Linked DNA regions of Homo sapiens: region 2 is linked to region 1. A link is a loop called in an ENCODE intact Hi-C map of the cell type or tissue named here. Cell type or tissue: CD14-positive monocyte. All regions are shown on one strand. Each heading gives the region's core, and the rest is flanking DNA. Links, peaks and the distances in the headings are about the cores only. Region 1 overlaps GFOD1 (Gfo/Idh/MocA-like oxidoreductase domain containing 1). Region 2 has its middle 4.0 kb from the start of RANBP9.

Region 1 (2,911 bases), core at 318-2,817:
CGGATCTCATGAGAATTCACTCACTATCATGAGAATGGCATGGGGGAAACCACCCCCTTTATCCAGTCACTACCCACCAGGGAAGTGACACATGGAGATTACAGTTTGAGATGAGATTTGGGTGGGGACACAGAGCCAAACCATATCACTCCCCAACTAGACCCTAAATTCCTCGAGGGATGGGACCACGTTTGTCTGTTACCACTGTGTGCCAGAAACATGGTTGATGCTAGAAAAATATGTCAATGTTCGTTTAATGAACGAATAGAAAACTAGACACCAGTCACCATAGCCATATAGATAATAATGGTGGTCAGTTAGGCGGATGGCCATCATGGCTCAAACTCTATGTGCTTCACATTCATGATCTCATTTAACCATTTCTACGTATCCATCTGATGAGTAAGTGGACCATTGAAGAGGTCAGCTTGCCCAGCTAGTGAATCCGGACACATAGAAGGTCTGCTGTCACTGGATGCCCTGTGGAACTTAACCCAAACATCCCCCTGACTCAGGACATGGGCAGATGCCTCCCCTTAAGGAAAAAATGAGAAGTAGGAAGGCTTCTGAAATCTGCAGCCACCCCCAGGTCTGGACCGTGCCCAGTAGCATCCACTTCTTCAGAGTTGTGTTGTGTTCTGAGCCGGAGAGGCCAAGGCAAGGTGGGTGGAGGAGGTGGGGGTGACTCAACGACCCCTTCTTCGCTCCCATAATGGCAGTGCCCTCCCTCAGAAGGGACATTGATGTTGAAAGGAAGGGGGCAGAAGGGCAGGCCAACTGGAAGGCAAAGAAAGACTGTGCTTCCCACAGGCAAGCACATTCTAGAACTGTCCCATGTGCTCAAGTTCTGGAAAGAGTGGAAGACGGGAGGGGATTGGCTTTAGGAGGACCTGAGAAAAGTTAGGTGTTGGTGTCTAGTCTGTGAGGAATATTTTAAGTGTCCTCCCCAGACAGGGCACGAGTGCTGGGGAGGAATCTGGATATAGCAGTGAAGGATGAAGAGGGGGTCCTGCCAGCAGGGAGTTGGGCTTGTGCCCTGCTGCTAGCTGTTCTGGGATATCATGGCTGATGTGCTTTCTCATTGGTGCCTAATTCCCTTCCCTGCTCGGATACTACAGTTGCTGTTCCCTGGCAGGAAAAGCAGGCCTCATTCTGTTTCTAGCCCTTGCATTTGTTGGGATTACAATGGCCTTTACTTTGAGTCACAGTCTCTTTTGACTTATGCCATGTTCATAGGATTCTAAGCCCTCCCCCACTACCACCCAAGAAAATCTAATTTAACATGAAAATTACTTTGAGCTACATAATCTGTCTTTGGACTCAGAGTGGATATTCTGATTCCTGCCATAAACAAAAGGGAACCCCTTTAGAAGTTTAGATTCAGGATAATAGCCAACATTTATCAAGCATTTCCTACATGCCAGCCACTGTGCTGACATTTTTCCCAACATGCCTATGATATGCATGCTGTTTATTGGTCTCCATTTTACAGATGGGGCTATGGAGGCACAGAGAGATCACATGAGGGACCTAGGTGGCCATGCCAGGAATTGAACCCAAGCAGAGTAGCTCTTGGACTAGATCTCATCAACTCTGTGCTGTGCTACATGCCTGGCCAGAGATAGCTGTATTCACCCTGGGCTACCAACCTAAGACAAACAGCTCAGCTTCTCAGCCTCTTAAGCCTCTGCTGGCTAGTTTTGTTCTGTTGGTTGGATTTGCAGGGCGCTGGCCGACTCTGCCCAGTGCTTCCGGCACTCACAGACCTGCGTCACAAGCCTGGCTCTCCTGCCAGTGTGACTGCACTGCCATCTCAAGTCATCTCCAAATATGTGCATCTTTTCTCGCCATCCACATTGCAAGATGCTAAGGAACAGGGCCCATGCTTTGTTTGTGTCCAGTTTCCCCAGGGTACCTAGCTTGTTAGTGGGTACTTATAAGTGGTTTAATGCCAGTTAGCCTGGCTGGGGAACACGATAGTCTCTGCTGAAGAGGCAGCCTACTAATAGTAGATAAAAACCTGCTTTTGATTGGTGTGAGCAAGCCCTTATCTGTTTTTAGAATAAACGTGATTTGCTTTGGCAACTGTAAAGCAGATGGAAAGCATCATCTGTAGAATCTAGAAACTGATTTCTGGGAGAGTCTTAGGGGCTTGGCCCTATTATGCATTCTATATTGGCCTCTTTATATCAGGCATCTCTGTGCTGCATAATTCCTAAGGTGACTCTTGGTCCCATTAACCTGTGCAAGGGACGGAACCAAACTAAGCTTTGAGATTGAACCTCGTTTGCTTGGTAGAGCCTTGGGGTCTTATCTGCCAAGCTGTTTGTTTGGCTTTGCTGTGGGCTGCTTTGCACACATGCTTGTTTGGACAAGGCAGCACAGGCTGTCCCATGGTCCAGGGGGTGGTAGCTGGGGCAGCCTTGGAGGGCAGGGTCAATTCTTGCTTCAGAGTGGTGCTTTTTTTCCCATCTTGGCCAGGGAATGCTCATACATTCTTTTCAGCCTGCCTCACTCTTGGCTTACCTTGGGTAAGGAGAGTACAGAGCTAAACTACAGCCAGCTGGAAGTTCCCTGCCCTTCTAGAGCTGAATGCCACTGTGGGGACCATTCATTAGAGAGGATCACGTTGGTTTTTCTTGGATCGGACCTCTTCTTTTGATTATCCTTTTGATGAGGCATGTGTGCTCATTACTTGTCATTGTGCATGCTGACTCCAGCTGTGCTGATGTGCCTTGGTGGCAGGAGAGAAAACTGGAGGCCAATGACAGGCTGAACAACCCTTCACAAGTGGGTGGCCTGCTCCCCATAGTGCCAGTCCCCAGGTAGATTTTTAAGACTGGCAGGTCACCTCCGTTCCTTCTTCCTGTCTCCCAGGAGAGTGTGGAAGGGTCAAGGCCCTGTGGGCAGA
Region 2 (2,911 bases), core at 271-2,770, 300 kb before region 1:
TTTACAAACCTTGAGCTAGACACGGTGCTGATTGGTGTGTATACAATCCTCCAGCTAGACATAAAAGTTCTTCAAATCCCAGCTAGACTCAGAGACTCCGCTGGCTTCACCTGGTGGATCCCGCACCCACGCCAAAGGCGAAGCTGCCCGTCAGTCCCGCATCGGGCACCCGTACTCCTCAGCCCTTGAGCAGTCGGGACGGGGTGCCACGGAGCAAGGGGCGGCGCTTGTCGGAGAGGCTTCGGGCAGTGCAGGAGCCCATGGCGGTGGGGAGGCTCGGGCATGGCGGGCTGGCAGGTCCAGAGCCCTGCCCCGCGGAGAGGCAGCTGAGGCCCGGTGAGAATCCCAGCGCAGCGCCGGCAGGCCGGCACTGCTGGGGGACCCGGCGCACCCTCTGCAGCTGCTGGCACGTGTGCTAAGCCCGTCACTGCCTGAGGCCGGCGGTGCCAGGCGGCCGCTCCGAGTGCGGGGCCTGCTGAGCCCCTGCCCACCCGGAACTTGCCCTGGCCCGCGAGCGCCGCGCACAGCCCCGGTTTCCGCCCGCAGCTCTTCCTTCACGCCTCCCCACAAGCAGAGGGAGCCGGCTCCAGTCTCGGCCAGTCCAGAGAGGGGCTCCTACAGTGCAGCGGCGGGCTGAAGGGCTCCTCAAGCGCGGCCAGTGTGGGTGCCGAGGCCGAGGAGGCACCCAGAGTGAGCGAGGGCTCCCAACATGCTGTCATCTCTCAAAACCGTATCACTTTCCAACTAGACTGTTCACCGAAGAAGTAGATTCCATACTGCTGTTTTTCTTTGTAATCTGTCTTGCCTCTTTTCTTCATTCCCTGCCTAGAGAAGACAGGACCCAGGGTTCCAACATAACAGGTGCTTCATAAATGCTGACTGAGAACTTTCCCAAACTTGGACCCTTTATTGCTATAGTTTACTAACATTGTTCAGCCATTTGTCATCCATTTGAATTTGCCACACTACGTGCAGAAATATGCTTACTCCATTCGTGTGGCATCAGGCTGCCTCGGACACTGGAGTGCAGCACGCATTGTGGGTAATAAAATGAATTTGTTGACTCCTAGGATTTCATTGCTAGTGACTTGGCTTTCATTTTTAGTGTTGAGAATGGTTTATAAGGAACGTTGATGTAATAGTCTGGAACAGGAATCACAAACTGAAGCCTGTAGGGCAAATCCAGGCTGCTCCCTATGTTTGTAAATAAAGTTTTGCGGGATCACAGCCATGCCCGTTTGTTTATGTATCATCTATGGTTACTTTCATTTACAATGGCAAAATTGAGTAGTTGCGACAGGTAACTATGTTCCGCAGAGCCTAAAATATTCACTATCTAACCTGTTACAGAAAAAGTTTGCTGATCCCTGGTCTAGAATCCATATTTGATGTGAATGTGGCAAGTGCAGTTCCCCAGGGTCACTGGAAGTTACAAGGACCCTGTATGAGTCAGTTTCCAAAGACGGCCTTCAATGATCCTCACCTTCTTGTGTTCATAGCCTTGTGTAATCCCCTCCCCTTGAATATGGGATGAAACTGATGACTCACTTCTAACAAACATATGGCAAAAGTGATGGGATGTCACTTCCGTGGTTGGGTTACAAAACACTGTAACTTTTGTCTTGCCACGATTGCCTTGGCTTGCATGCTTTCATGAAGCAAGCTGCCATGTTGAAGGTGCCCATGTGGCAAGGCATCATGGGCCACTTCTGGCCAATAGCCAACAAGAAACTGAATCCCTTAGTCCAGCAGCCCTCAAGGAACTGCATCAATGAGTGTGATAACCACATCAGTGAGTGTGAAAGTGGATTCTTCCCCAGTCAAGTCTTGAGATGACTGCAACCCCAACTGACACCTTTAATGCTCATGAGAGACCCTGAAGCAGAGGATCCAGTGAAGTTGTGCCAGATTCCTGACCCACAGAAAATGTGTGATAATAAACGTTATTTTAAGCCACTAAATTTGAGGATTATTTATTCTGCAGCCATAGATAACTAATCCAGACCCTAAAACCATACTATAGATCTTGGCACACATTGCCATAACATTTTCCAGTACTCAGAAGGATACTGTCATGGGCATTGACTGAAACAGGCTGGTCAGCATCTTACCTCTTTCCTAGTATCTTTCCTAGTATGGAAAATCCTCTACTGTGGGCACCAGTGGCCCTTTTCCACTAGGGCAATGTGTCCTAAACATTTTCATGTTATGCCATGCACAGAAAATAAGATGTGTATGGTACTCTGAATGCACAAGACTGCTCACTGTTGGAAGGGACCAGTTCTGGTGGCTGTAACCACTCAAGGCCCACCCTGAGCTGAAGTTATCAATAACGTAGCATCTCTGTAACCCAGTCACTGGATAACCTGGGAATCTCTGCTTGCTGGTGTATTCTGGCATGGGCACACAATCTAGGCTTGGTGACTTTGAAACTTGAGTGAGTGGTGTAAAGGCTGGAGGTCAGAGAGATAAGAGTCCAGGTGTTGAAGGTGACATCTGGCAGTGATTTCTGTGATCAGTGCTGGGGTCCAGGCCAGTCTATTTATGCAGCCTCTCCTCCTTTGGCCATTGTCAGTTTTCAGGCCTGCTTGTCCAGCCTTCTGGTCAATTCTGAGAACCATCTAATATCTTTCCAGTAAGTTCCTTTTTTGCTTAAGAGAGCCAGAATTGGTTCCTATTGTTCGATACTGAGAAACCCAGCAGATACAGATACTGGGTAATATTAGAGCAATACATGGTAAAGACTGAAAACATAGGTTCAAGAAGGGTGTGGATATGTTCATGGCTAATGGATTTTTACTATTTACATATCTATGTACAATTCTATTATTTTCATAATAAAAGTACATTACTTTTAATAATGCATTATAATTGTCCATTATGGAAACATTTTACAATTTTTCCTTCATGT

The links. Hi-C counts contacts between places; a loop is a spot of excess contacts. Peaks named below come from ENCODE experiments on the same cell type or tissue, not always from the same donor. Only the 100,000 strongest peaks of a DNase experiment are listed, where the experiment ranks them.
Region 2: a loop joins it to region 1, with 2.9 times the contacts of the local background. A loop is called at or near these places in 2 of 110 quality-filtered maps.

Annotation. Positions count from the first base shown.
Region 1 is chr6:13,413,191-13,416,101 of GRCh38, reverse strand. All of the region lies in intron 1 of GFOD1 (Gfo/Idh/MocA-like oxidoreductase domain containing 1), which reads left to right. Among named protein-coding and RNA genes, the nearest start is that of GFOD1-AS1, 72 kb to the left of the region's middle. In CD14-positive monocyte, for the core only: no CTCF peak of the experiment used is centred there; a DNase peak (open chromatin) is centred at 1,771; H3K27ac peaks cover 837 bases.
Region 2 is chr6:13,714,393-13,717,303 of GRCh38, reverse strand. No RefSeq gene overlaps it. Among named protein-coding and RNA genes, the nearest start is that of RANBP9, 4.0 kb to the right of the region's middle. RefSeq lists an enhancer at 1,413-1,707. In CD14-positive monocyte, for the core only: no CTCF peak of the experiment used is centred there; a DNase peak (open chromatin) is centred at 1,563; H3K27ac peaks cover 349 bases.